2 separate regions of the Homo sapiens genome follow, and region 1 is linked to region 2. Evidence: read pairs that join two places in POLR2A ChIA-PET (ENCODE). Cell type or tissue: OCI-LY7. All regions are shown on one strand. Links, peaks and the distances in the headings refer to the core of each region. The heading gives the core; the rest is flanking DNA.

Region 1 (6,063 bases), core at 1,287-3,786, 520 kb before region 2:
TTTAGAGGAAGAGAAGGCCACCCTAGAGCATTACGACTCATGAAAATCTTCAAATGGATTAGTCAGTAGGAAGCAGTGAGTATGATGACTAGCAAATTAAACTTTGGAGTCATGCTGTGGACTCAATTCCTGACTTTCACATATTAACTGTGTGACTTTATTCAAGTGATATAATACCTTGAACACTCACACTCTTTACCTTAAAAGTGGGGATAATAATATCAACATCATAGTACAGTCATAAGTATTAAATACCATAAAAGGGCTTAGCATAAATCATCAATAGTATCTCAGTAAATGTTAGCCCTTCTTGTTCGATTGATTAAAGTTATTTACCATGACCCTCAGGAAAAGAAACAGGCCAATGTGAAATCCAGTGCAAATAATGAAAAAAGGAAAATTACACAGGTGGAAAATTCTAGGGATGAGATAAAATGATAGGTCTTGAATTTTGGAGGCTGCCCAGTGTGCATCCACCGATATTAGGCACCAGAGAGTAGAAATATGAGGGTAGGAGAGGTCACCAGAAGCAGCAGGAAGTAATAGTATTTAAGTCAAGTACTGCCTCGCTTGTACATTTATCTGGCTTGATTGTGCCAGGAAAGTCTTCTTTCACTGGGACCAAAGGGTTCAAAAAGAGGGTGAAATAGCTAAACTCAATGCAGAGCTTTCTTCAAGTCAAATTTTCTTGAGTGTACAAAACATTAAAATGTTGGCAAAGGCATATGAATACTTGGCATCAAGGGCAACTAGGAATAAAGGTAGACTGAGCTTCCTTTTTTGTGTGTATCAATCTTATTTTAGTTCTGTTTGGATATGGGCCAGCCCTTGGGACACAATTTTTCTCCTGCTCTTACTTCAAAAATCATCATTGTGTCCATTATCCTTGCCTGTCTTTCAGGAGTATCCTTCCTCTGTGTTAGATTTTTTGGAGGTGTATCCACAGCTGTATGGAACCAGAAATGACCAATGCTAAAATAGTTTATCCATGCTGCAATCTGATCCTTTCCTCTTTCTCCATCTCCCTCTGACTTCTTATTCCTCCCTTGAAAATTAACTGTTTTATTTCATAGTCCGTTGCATTTTACCTGTATTTTTCCCCTCAATTTTGTGCATGTATATCGAAGGGTTGTTGCTGTGGCAACCTTCTGTGAGGAAGCTTTTGAGCTGTTCTATTACTATATATTAAGGTAGATTATAGAAGGAATCATTTTTAAAATAGAAATTTAACCAAATTTATATCTAAAAATGTTAGAGCACCAGGACTCTGAGTGTAAAAATCTTCTGTAATTGAGTTCATTATTTACAAATATTATTAGTGTTATTACTCTTTGTGTTCATTTTTACCTTGGGTTTGGAGAACCATTTTCATTTTTTTTCCTTTTTATCCTAGAGCATACTGCAAGTCGGCATCTGGTACAATTGTTCTCAAGTGTATTTCTCAATATGTGCTATAATAAGTGTCTCTCTATTTTCTTTAGTTTTCAATAAATATTTGCTCATAATTTTTCTTTTCCTCTTCTTAATTACTCTTTATGAAGCAAAACTTCTATGTATAGAATGTGTACTGGATCCTCTCTTAGATGAATCTGTCATGTATCAGACCATCATGCCCTCAGAGTGTTATGGAACAGCTGTGATTTCTGACCGTGACTCTCGGGTAGGTATCAAGAAATAGGAATATGGAAAGTGAAGTCTAGCCTTGTGTAGTTTCTGCAGTTTTTCCTTTTCCTTCATTTCCACAGTTTCTACTTATGAACTGGAATTCTCTTGTTCTTCCACCAGTGGTGTTTATGGCACATGCACACACACAAACACACACTCCTCATTCAGAGAATTGTAGAGCTGACTAAGGAATTAACATATTGCTTTCAGTGGGAAAGGTTTAAAGTGCCTCTTCCTTATGGTTTCTTCTTCATGGCTCTCTTTTATCCTCATAGTCTACATTTTTCAAGCCTGTATCTTTAGAGTCTCATAATTTTTAGGTGCACTAGACCAAGAATTCCTGAGAAGAGAAGTTATAGCTTTCTCATTTTTAACATACCCTAGCACAGGATCTGGCACATTAAAGGCACTTGGTAAATGATTTGTTGTGTGCTGTAATGAAGGTCATACAGATACTATATACACATAATTTTAAAGAATCGTAACCATTTTATTATGTCCATTGGAATTAACAATGTGCAACACAGTGTGTCCCCCATGTAGCAGTGGCATCAAATATATGGGCGTTGGTCAGGCCTGGTGACTTATGCTTGTAATCCCACCACTTTGGGAGGCAAAGGCAGAAGGAAAGCTTGAGCCCAAGAGTTTGAGACCAGCGTGGGAAACATGGCAAAACCCTGTCTCTTGGCAAAACCCCCAAAATACAAAAATTAGCTGAGTGTGGTGACACATGCCTGTAATCCCAGCTACTTGAGAGGCTGAGGTAGGAAGATCACCTGAGCCTGGAGAGACTTAGGCTGCAGTGAGCCGTGATCACACCACTGCACTCCAGCCTGGGTGACAGAGTGCGCAGAGTGAGACTTTTTCTTTCATATGTATATATATGTATATATGAGACAGAAAATTCATATATATATATATATATATATATATATATATATATGGAAGTTAATTCAGTTCATTTTAATATTTGTTCTACATTTTTGGACTGATTGAATGGCTATCCTAAATAATTTGTCTTTGCTAGCGTTTGTATATACATCCCTGCCAGTACTGAAATGTGTTGAAGTGGTTTGGCACTTGAAGGAATAGTTCATGAATTCTAAGGAGTAAGGCCATTACCCTACCTGACATATTTGGTACAGAAGTTTTAATCTCTAAAGTATCAAGCTTATTATTAAAATTAAGGTTTTGCTTTAGTATATATTTATATTAGAAACTTCACTTTCTCAATTCTTTGAGTTTCATATAACAAAAAGCTTTAAAATACCCCAATATATAAAAAAACTTTTATGTTGATGTTCTGATTTTAATTAACCATTTAAATTATAGAGTAAGCCATTTCCCTTCCAACTTTATCAATATCAGAATTACAGAATTGCTATTTTAATTTTTTAAGGTTAATTTTAAATTTATCTTTTTGAGACAGAGTCTTGGTCTGTCACCCAGGTGGGAGTGCAGTGGTGCGATCACTGCTCCCAGGTTCAGGTGATCCTCCCACCTCAGCCCCCCAGGTAACTGGAACTACAGGCAGGCACTAACACGCCTGGCTAATATTTTAAATTTTTTGTAGAGATGGGACCTCGCTATGTTGCGTGGGCTGGTCTCAAGCTCCTGGCCTCAAATGGCCTTCCAACGTTGGTCTTTCAAAATGCTGGAATTATAGGCCTGAGCCACCATGCCTGCCTCAATTTCGATTTTAGAAAATATAAATTTAGTGCTTGCTGTTCAAAAATATCTTCCATTGTAACATTCTTTATGTGTTGGCCATCTAAACAGTATTGTCCTATGTGCTGGCAATGTATAGCTAGTGGGAAAATGAGATTTATAATTCTGTAATTTAAATTTTTTATTTCTCCTTCATCCATTTTTCAATAATTATTAAATTTGGGGTTGTGATGTTTGTTTTCCCATTATACTTTTTCTAGGAAATTATATAAAAATCATAAGTTGTTTCTTTGACCATGAATTTTCAAATATTTCAGAATAACGGATTATAGGCACATATTCATTCTAAAGTGGACAATTTGGCAACATGGTACTAGGTTTTTGCAAATGTATGTACATATGTATTCATATTTTATATAAGGCTTAAAAAGTCACACTTTTATAATCTCTGGCCCTCACCTCTTCACCTGCAAAGTGAGGGATTCAATTGAATTGTTTTTGCACAACTGCTTCTGGGCTTTAATTGCCTTATTCTGAGAATAAATTCATCTAAAACTCATGACTACCTTTCAGTTTGACTCTCAATGCTCTTCCATTACTCCTTCTTTCACTGATTATCCCCACCATTCATATTGCCTTATCAGTCAGAAAAAGAGTATTTCTTGAAACAGTCCTCTCTTTCTCATCTTTAATATGTTATTGACTCTTGTTTGAGTTTATTCTTCAATGTCTTACATATGGTCCATATCCATTTCTCCATAACAGTCCAATCCATAATCATATATTGCTTGGAAAATTGCAGTAGCCGCCTAAGGGGGTCTCCTTGAATCTCTTACTCTATTCCAATCTCCTCTTAAATGGTACTTAGAGATATCGTTTAAAATTCCAATTGCTCATGTCATTTCCTGCTTGAAACACTGCATTGGGAATAAAAAAAACAGCTATGTTAACTGGTCATGCTAGACCCTAATTAATCTATTCCTACTCCTATCTGTTTCTCCACTTCCATCTTGGTACATTTACTCATCTTTTTTCCTTCAATTTTCCATATTGGATGTCTTTCAGTTCTTCAAACATGCAATATTTTCATATGTCTCAAGTCTTTTGCTATTCTCTTCTCTGTCAACATCTTATTAGCTCATCCCATTCTACTTTTACTAGTCAACTTCTACTTAGTTTCTGCTGTCCACCCCGGAAACACTTAGCTAGGGGAGACTATTGAGACTCTGTACTAGACCAAGATGCTATTACACACTCTGCTTATTTTATATGATATCTTAATCTGCCAGAACTCATCAAAGTGCTAAATATTTTATAATTCATAAATATATTACTTCCATTAGATGAGAAGCTCTCTGAAGAAGGAATTGTGTCCATTTCATTCACCATCAGGCATTAACTATTAAGTCCACTGTAGAAGTAGAGAAGAACCACCTATTGGTAAGCTGGTAATGTGTACTGCATTACAGATGACAAGTCTCAACATAGGATACAATCATCCATCCCTGTAAAAGAGAGCTTTATAAAAATAGAATTATACAGTACATACCATTTATAACCTGTTGTATTCACCTGCAAATTCAGTAGATTGTCAATATGTACATGTTCTCACAAAAATCTGCATCGATTTTTGTAAACTCTATAGAAGTTAATCATAGGAATTGAATACTCTTACTATTTTTTACCTGTTTTGTTTGCTTTGTGTTTTGATTTTTTTATTAAAACAATTACATAATCATTCAGAAAACTATATATTTATGTACTACTTTGATCATTTCAAAGAGCAGTGTTCTACAAGTTGTTCATTTGGTGTATCCCTAAGGCAGGGGAGAATAGAAGAATGCTAGCCACACCTGAAGTGGCTCTTATAATAATGGAGGATTTTATACACACATACATAATATACCTATACTATATTTATATTATATGTATGCTATATGTGCATACATAGGTAATATTTTCTTTAAATAAAAGCAGGTAAATTTGAAATACAATTTATAATCTGTGTGTTCTGACAATACATTTGAAAGTGTTTACAAAAAATACTAATAATTGCCTTGCTGCTTCACTGTGTAATTAGTAAGATATTATTGCACTGAGTCTATAAATTTTTGAAAATGGAATCAAATTACATGGCCTATAAGATCCAACATCCTGCTAACTTTTGTATTCTTCTTTGTGTTACGATATTTCAAGAAACTAAACTCACACATATATGTATGTACAAATCACAATAACATTTTCATTACTTTATTCTTCTTTTATAATAATTCATGAAAGGAAATGGCAGATTGCTGCCAAAGGACAAAGTACGGTCTTTTCAATGTACTCTTTGAGAATATTGATGGGTCTCATCTTGGTTAGATGTGAAGACACTTGAGTATTGTGGTGGATTAAAAGAATATCTCAACTACTTGTCAATCTATTTCAAAATCCAAAGCCCTCTCTCTTTCTTTTTTCCTATGCAAATAAGCCAAAATTCACTAATAATTCATGATATCCATCAGCAAGGCTTATCACTTATGAATCAAACTTGCTTTCATTGTGTTTTGTCATGTGTAGTAAAAACAGCCCTCATTTGTCACTTTTAATATGCACAATTTTAACAAAATTTAAAATTTATGAAATAAGTTAATTCAATACTTATAATTTATTATTAAGGTTGGCAAAATTTTTGTTGATCTTAACTGGATGTTTTCTCTCTTTTTTTAAGTGTTCTTTTCTTTCTTT
Region 2 (6,063 bases), core at 1,295-3,794:
CCAGCATCACCTCCCCAAGGTTATTGATATTTGATTTAAAGGGGAATAAAAGATGGACAATTTAAGTGAATCTGACTTGTATTGTTCTGAATCCATATGCATTGATTCAGATTTGTGAGATGTCTTTTCAACAAGGTAGCTTTGGATCAGTGGGGCTTGCATATTTGATCATATTTCTTTCAGAACCTTTCTTAAATACTCTTCATTTGTTACCACCAGGCAAAGGCAAATCTCTAGTTTAGAAAACTTGATTTTAAAATAAATTAGAAAGTAAAGAGAGAAAAGGCATGTTCCATTCCTGACATTTGTATATACTATTACTCATTGAAAACATAACATGGTAAGTTTGTTTCATAGTCATTACCTCTACCATCATCTGTTACCCCCTTTGAACTACACCGTTAATTATCTTTGCCTACTTCTGAAATGCATATACATAAAATCTTATTGTATGTAACATTTGAATATAGCGTTTTTGCTTATCATTATGTTACTGAGATTTATCAGTGTTGTCACACATAATTTCAGTTTATTTTTATTGACATGAAGCATCCTATAATATGAATATGCCACACTATATTTAATATTGATGGACATTTTAGTTATTATAAATCATGATGATATAGTTTTGCATGTACTTTGATGGACACATGCAAGCATCTTATTAGGTAATACAATATATTATAGAATTGCTACTTTATAAAATATATGTATGTTTAGCTTCAGTAAATACTGCCAAATAATTGTCTAAAGGGATTGTTCCAAGTCACATTCCTGCCATCAATATATGAGAGTTCCATATCCTCACCAACACTTGGAAATATTAGTATTTTATTATATTTTAGTTATTCCAGTAAGTATACAGTGGGATTTCATTGTTGTAACATTTGTTTGCCCAATGATGAATGAGGTTAAACATCTTTTCACATGTTTATGCATTATTTGGATGGCTTTTATTTGAAGCACCTGCCCAAGTCTGTAGCCTATCTTCTTATCAGGTTATTTATCTTGATATTGTTGACCTGAGACATCTTTTATAAATTTTTAATATTTGTTATATATACATATATGTGTGTGTGTATACACAAACATTTAACTATAATCTTTTCTTGATTTTTTGCCTTTTCTAACCCTTAATGATGTCTTTTAAGATATAAAATTTTAATTAACTTTAAGTTCAATTTGTCAAATTATCCTTTTCTTTTGTTAATTTTTTGTATTATGTTACAATCAACTGACTATATATGTGTGGGTGTCCCTCTTTATATTCTATTCTATTGATGAGTTTATCTCTATCTGTACCCATACCTCACTGTTCATTCACACTGTAATTACATGAAGATGAAATACTTAGTGTTCTAAGTTCTCCTGCATCATAATTGTCTTTGTTATTCTTTTTTTTGCATTTTCATGTAAGTTAGACAATCCATGTATTCATTTTCATAAAATAAACTACTGGAAATTTGTTTTGAATTGCACTAAATCTATGTATCAGTTTTAAAACAACATTTTTAATATTAACTCTTAAAATCATATAGCTTATTCCTAATTAGTTTTTAATTTCTCCCAAAAGTGATTTATATGTTTTTTGTTTTGTTTTTAGAGCTCTTATACCACTTTATTTTTATTTCTAGGTATTTATGTCTTTATCTTTTTATAAATAGTATCATTCAATATTTTTTTCAATTGGTTGCTAGAATTTCTGATATTTTCAATTTGTGTGTATTAGTCAGGGCTCTCCAGATGGATGGAAATAATAGGATATATATATATATATATATATATATATATATATATATATATATATCTTCTATTATAAATATTACATAGTTTGTAAAAATAAACTCATATATATATATATATATATATATATATATATATATATATGTATATTTGGGAATTTATTAAGTAGTATTAAGTCACATGATCACAAGGTCCCACAATAGGCCATCTGCAAGCTGAGGAGCAAGGAAGCCAGTCTGAGTCCCAAAGCTGAAGAGCCTGGAGTCTGATGTTCAAGGGCAGGAAGCATCCTGCATGGGAGAAAGATGCAGGCTGGGAGGCTAAGCCAGTCTAGCCATTTCATGTTTTTCTGCTTGCTTTCTATTCACTGGCAGCTGACTAGATGGTGCCCACCCAAATTAAGGGTGGGTCTGCCTTCCCCAGCCCACTGACTCAAATGTTAATCTCCTTTGGCAACAGCCTCACAGACACACCCAGAATCAATACTTTGCATCCTTCGATCAAGTTGACACTCAGTATTAACCATCACACTGTGTTTTGCCTTCTTTCTCCTTGATACATTTTTTGTAAGGTATTACTTGATTTTATTAAGATTTTCAAAGTCTGAGCTTTAAAATTTATGGGGAGTTCTTCATTTTATGTTTTCTATTTCTTTGATTTTTATTCTTCTTTAATAGTTTCTAACTTCCACATTAATTATGTTTTGTTGATTTTGTTGATTTTTTTAGCTTCCTTTCTTTTACATTTATTCAATTCTATAAATTTTCCTAAAAGTAGTGCTTTAGTTTTATATCATATTTTTACGTATAATATTTTCATAACTATTTAGAATATTTTCTAATTTCCATTATGATTTCTTCTATAACTAAAGTATTATTAAGAATTTAATTTCTAAGCATTTGGGATGTTTTATTTGTTATTTTTGTTTTGTTTTATTGTCTTTTGTATTTTCTTTTAGTTTGTGTTTATATAGTTTTCTTGAGGTATCACTGACATACAGTAAATTGTACAAATTTAAATTATACCATCTGAAAGTTTTGACATATTTATACAAAACTGTGAACCACTGGCACAATTAAGAAAATAAACGTATCAATAATCCAAAAGTACATTGTATTAATTCATTATCCTAAATATTTGACTGTTTTTTTTTCTGGTCTAATTTTTTAAATAGTCATCTCCATCTGGATTCTTTTCCTTCTTCTTGACTTCATTTTATGCTCAGTGTTTTCACATACATTTTTAGCTGAGCAAAGTTCCTCCATGAGGCATTCCACTCAAACTCATTTTTCCTTGACAGTGGGTGGGTCAGTCTCATAAATTACTTCTTTTACGCCAGAGCATCTGAACATCTGAACATTGATCTGAGATAACTGGTAGATTTTAGCATTTTGATTTATTTTCTAAAGAGAGAGTGCACAGTTAATCATCTATGCAATATTTATATTGTAAAGGAACACTTGTTTAAAAATATATACTTTTAACATGATGGGAGAGAAATTTTCAGCTCTAAAACTACATAGGGTTTTATTAAATTTTCCAGAGATTAATGGAATGGTTTACAGGCACATTGTAAAAAATGCATTGTATGTTAATATATTTTAAAACTCCTTTTAACTTCTGCCAGTGTTTAATATGGGGCTGGATAATAGATGGGTACGTACAAGAGACTAATAAAGTGAAGGCTGCAGGAGGTGAGATGTGCAGTGTAGCAGGCCTTGTGGCTACACAGACGTGGCTCACAACTCACCCAATTTGTTTCTCAGCATGTGTCTTGATGTGTTTTATAAATTGGAATTGTTTTAAAAATCAGTCCAAGTAAAAAATATACAAACAAAAAGCAGACTTTAAAATGACTTTTAAAAAGACCCTCTCTAAGATGATTTTAAGCAAGATCCTCATTTCTAGATCACACAAATCCCCAGGAGGCTTACAAGGACTTATTGATCTCCATTTCTTATTTATCATGCTTTGAAATGAAAAGCACAATATATATGGTATATGTGTGTGTGTGTGTGTGTTGATGAGAGTTTGTACAACTGTGATTCAATCACGGTATATTTTAATTTAATTTAAAATGCTCCAAACAGATTTTAAGAAGCCAAAATACAAATGTGGTCTTTTAAAATGAGTTCTAGAGAATATCAGAATAGTTCAATTCTACCTACTGTTATAGAAGGTTCAAATTAGGATTATTGGAAAAGTGTTTAGCTTAAGTGTTAGGATAAAATTACTAATAAATTATTATAATTATTGGACTACTTAGTACATCATTTTATATGTCAAAATCTGTGCTAATTATATTGCATATGAAATCTTAATTATTCCAAGTGTTCTATGACATAGTATTTTATCACTCCTATTTTTTGTATGGGAATGTTGTGTTTCTGATCTGCTAATGGACTCTTTCACGATCACAAAGCATATAGATAGAGCAGTTGGAAATTTAATTCAGTTCTACATGTCCTACAGGACTTCTTGTTTCTTTTTTCTTTTTCTTTTCTTTTCTTTTCTTTTTTTTTTTTTTTTTTTTTGAGTGGAGTCTCACTCGGTCGCCTGGGCTGGAGTGCAGTGGTACGATCTTGGCTCACTGTAACTTCTGCCTCCTGGGTTCAAGCAATTCTCCTGCCTCAGCCTCCCAAGTAGCTGGGATTACAGGCACCCACCACTGCATCCAGCTAATTTTTTGTGTTTTTAGTAGAGACCATGTTGGCCAGGCTGGTATCGAACTCCTGACCTCGTGATTTGCCCACCTCAGCCTCCCAAAGTGCTAGGATTACAGGCATGATCCACCACGCCCGGCCCCCACAGGATCTTTTAACTCTGCTAAGCTTTTTATTTTTTATTTTTTTTAACAAGGACAGTATATTTTTCTCACAGTTTAAATGGTTATTTTATAATTATATAGTTTATAACTATAATTTCCATCTTGTTCTTTTTAGAATCCTTGGTTTATAGACCATAGTAATATAGGTTTCCAAATATAGAACCTAAAGTTGTGTTCAAATCATAGGAACGTCTGTGCCTAAAAGGCTGCAAATTATTAGATCAAACCCTCTGGAACACATTTTTTGTTAGATTTTATGGGGTTAGCCATGAAGATTTGATCCTCTATCTGGATTTCATGTTAAAGGCTTAGCACTAAGTTTTTCTTGCCAAAGAGCTGCTTTTCTTTCTGTTTAAATTGTAGGCTTTTGTTTTTTTCTTCAGATGAATATGCAGGTTGACATCTCTTTAGAAATACAACATATCTAAGTGATATGTCATGGAACTTCTCTTTATTTATTATTCTTGTCGTTCTTTTTCTTTTCCTCTTCCATTTGGCTGCCCATGATCCAAATGCAATTCTTTTTCCACTACTAAAGCATATCCATACTTTAAATCACCTAATGTATTGCTTTCATTCTAATCAATATTTGCAAGTCCTCAGTATTAGTACTTGGATTGTTAATTCAGATCACCCCCTGCCAATAAACTAATGAAAGCATTTTGGCCACTCTTTCTGCTCTGTCAGAGAGCATATTACAAAGACTGACCTTGTGTGGTGATTTCTAGAAACTGTAACAGGGTAACAGGGAAATGGAGGCCTTCAGATAATATGTTTTACTCAAATAAATATGAAAGAGTTTAATTGATTTAATAGACTGTACTTACTAGCATTTAAAATTATTTGATATAGTAGAGCTTTAAGATACAGTTTTTCCACAGGAACTTAATTGCTTTACATGGTTACTCTCAATTATTTCTATGATGCAACCTGTATCTTCCATAGGTATAATTTTTCCTAGCTCACAATTCCATGTCTCTCCCTTTAAATAAAAGTTTTGGAATACAATGGGTTGGAGAAAGATATAAGTGCTTGTGAGTTATAACTGAATCACTGGTCATAACTTCTTTCTGGATTTTCGTTGATTGTTCCCTTTAGGGAAGCAGATTCTGAAACTGGAATTGGAAACCAGAAAGTTGATTAGAGTGTGTTCTGGGGTGAGGGTGGCAAGGCGGAAATGCCCATGTGAGAAAGGGGAGAGGGAGGGACTAGGTAGTAGCAACAGAGGTTTCCCTCACTTACTTGGAGTTCCTGAGCTGCAGCACCCATCAGATTTGTCATTTTTGAACCAAGGGAGCCTAGGCCTTTTGAAACCTTCATATAAGCAGTCTTAGGATTCAGGCTGTCCTGGGGATGGGGAAGGCATGTCACCTTGGATAAGACAGCTTTCTTTGGCTGCAGAAATTTTCTGAATAAAGGAGAATCTGAACAGCCCAGTATCTACCACAATTTTAAAGGGCATATTTGAAAGCAATAAACCTAAATATATTTAT

The links. ChIA-PET counts read pairs that join two places held together with the same protein. Peaks named below come from ENCODE experiments on the same cell type or tissue, not always from the same donor. Only the 100,000 strongest peaks of a DNase experiment are listed, where the experiment ranks them.
Region 1: POLR2A ChIA-PET joins it to region 2 with 5 read pairs; 2 of 35 experiments call an interaction of 5 or more read pairs at or near these places.

What each region holds. Positions count from the first base shown.
Region 1 is chr2:154,624,270-154,630,332 of GRCh38, forward strand. No RefSeq gene overlaps it. Among named protein-coding and RNA genes, the nearest start is that of KCNJ3, 71 kb to the right of the region's middle. In OCI-LY7, for the core only: no CTCF peak of the experiment used is centred there; no DNase peak of the experiment used is centred there.
Region 2 is chr2:155,146,400-155,152,462 of GRCh38, forward strand. No RefSeq gene overlaps it. Among named protein-coding and RNA genes, the nearest start is that of KCNJ3, 450 kb to the left of the region's middle. In OCI-LY7, for the core only: no CTCF peak of the experiment used is centred there; no DNase peak of the experiment used is centred there; H3K4me3 peaks cover 226 bases; H3K27ac peaks cover 352 bases.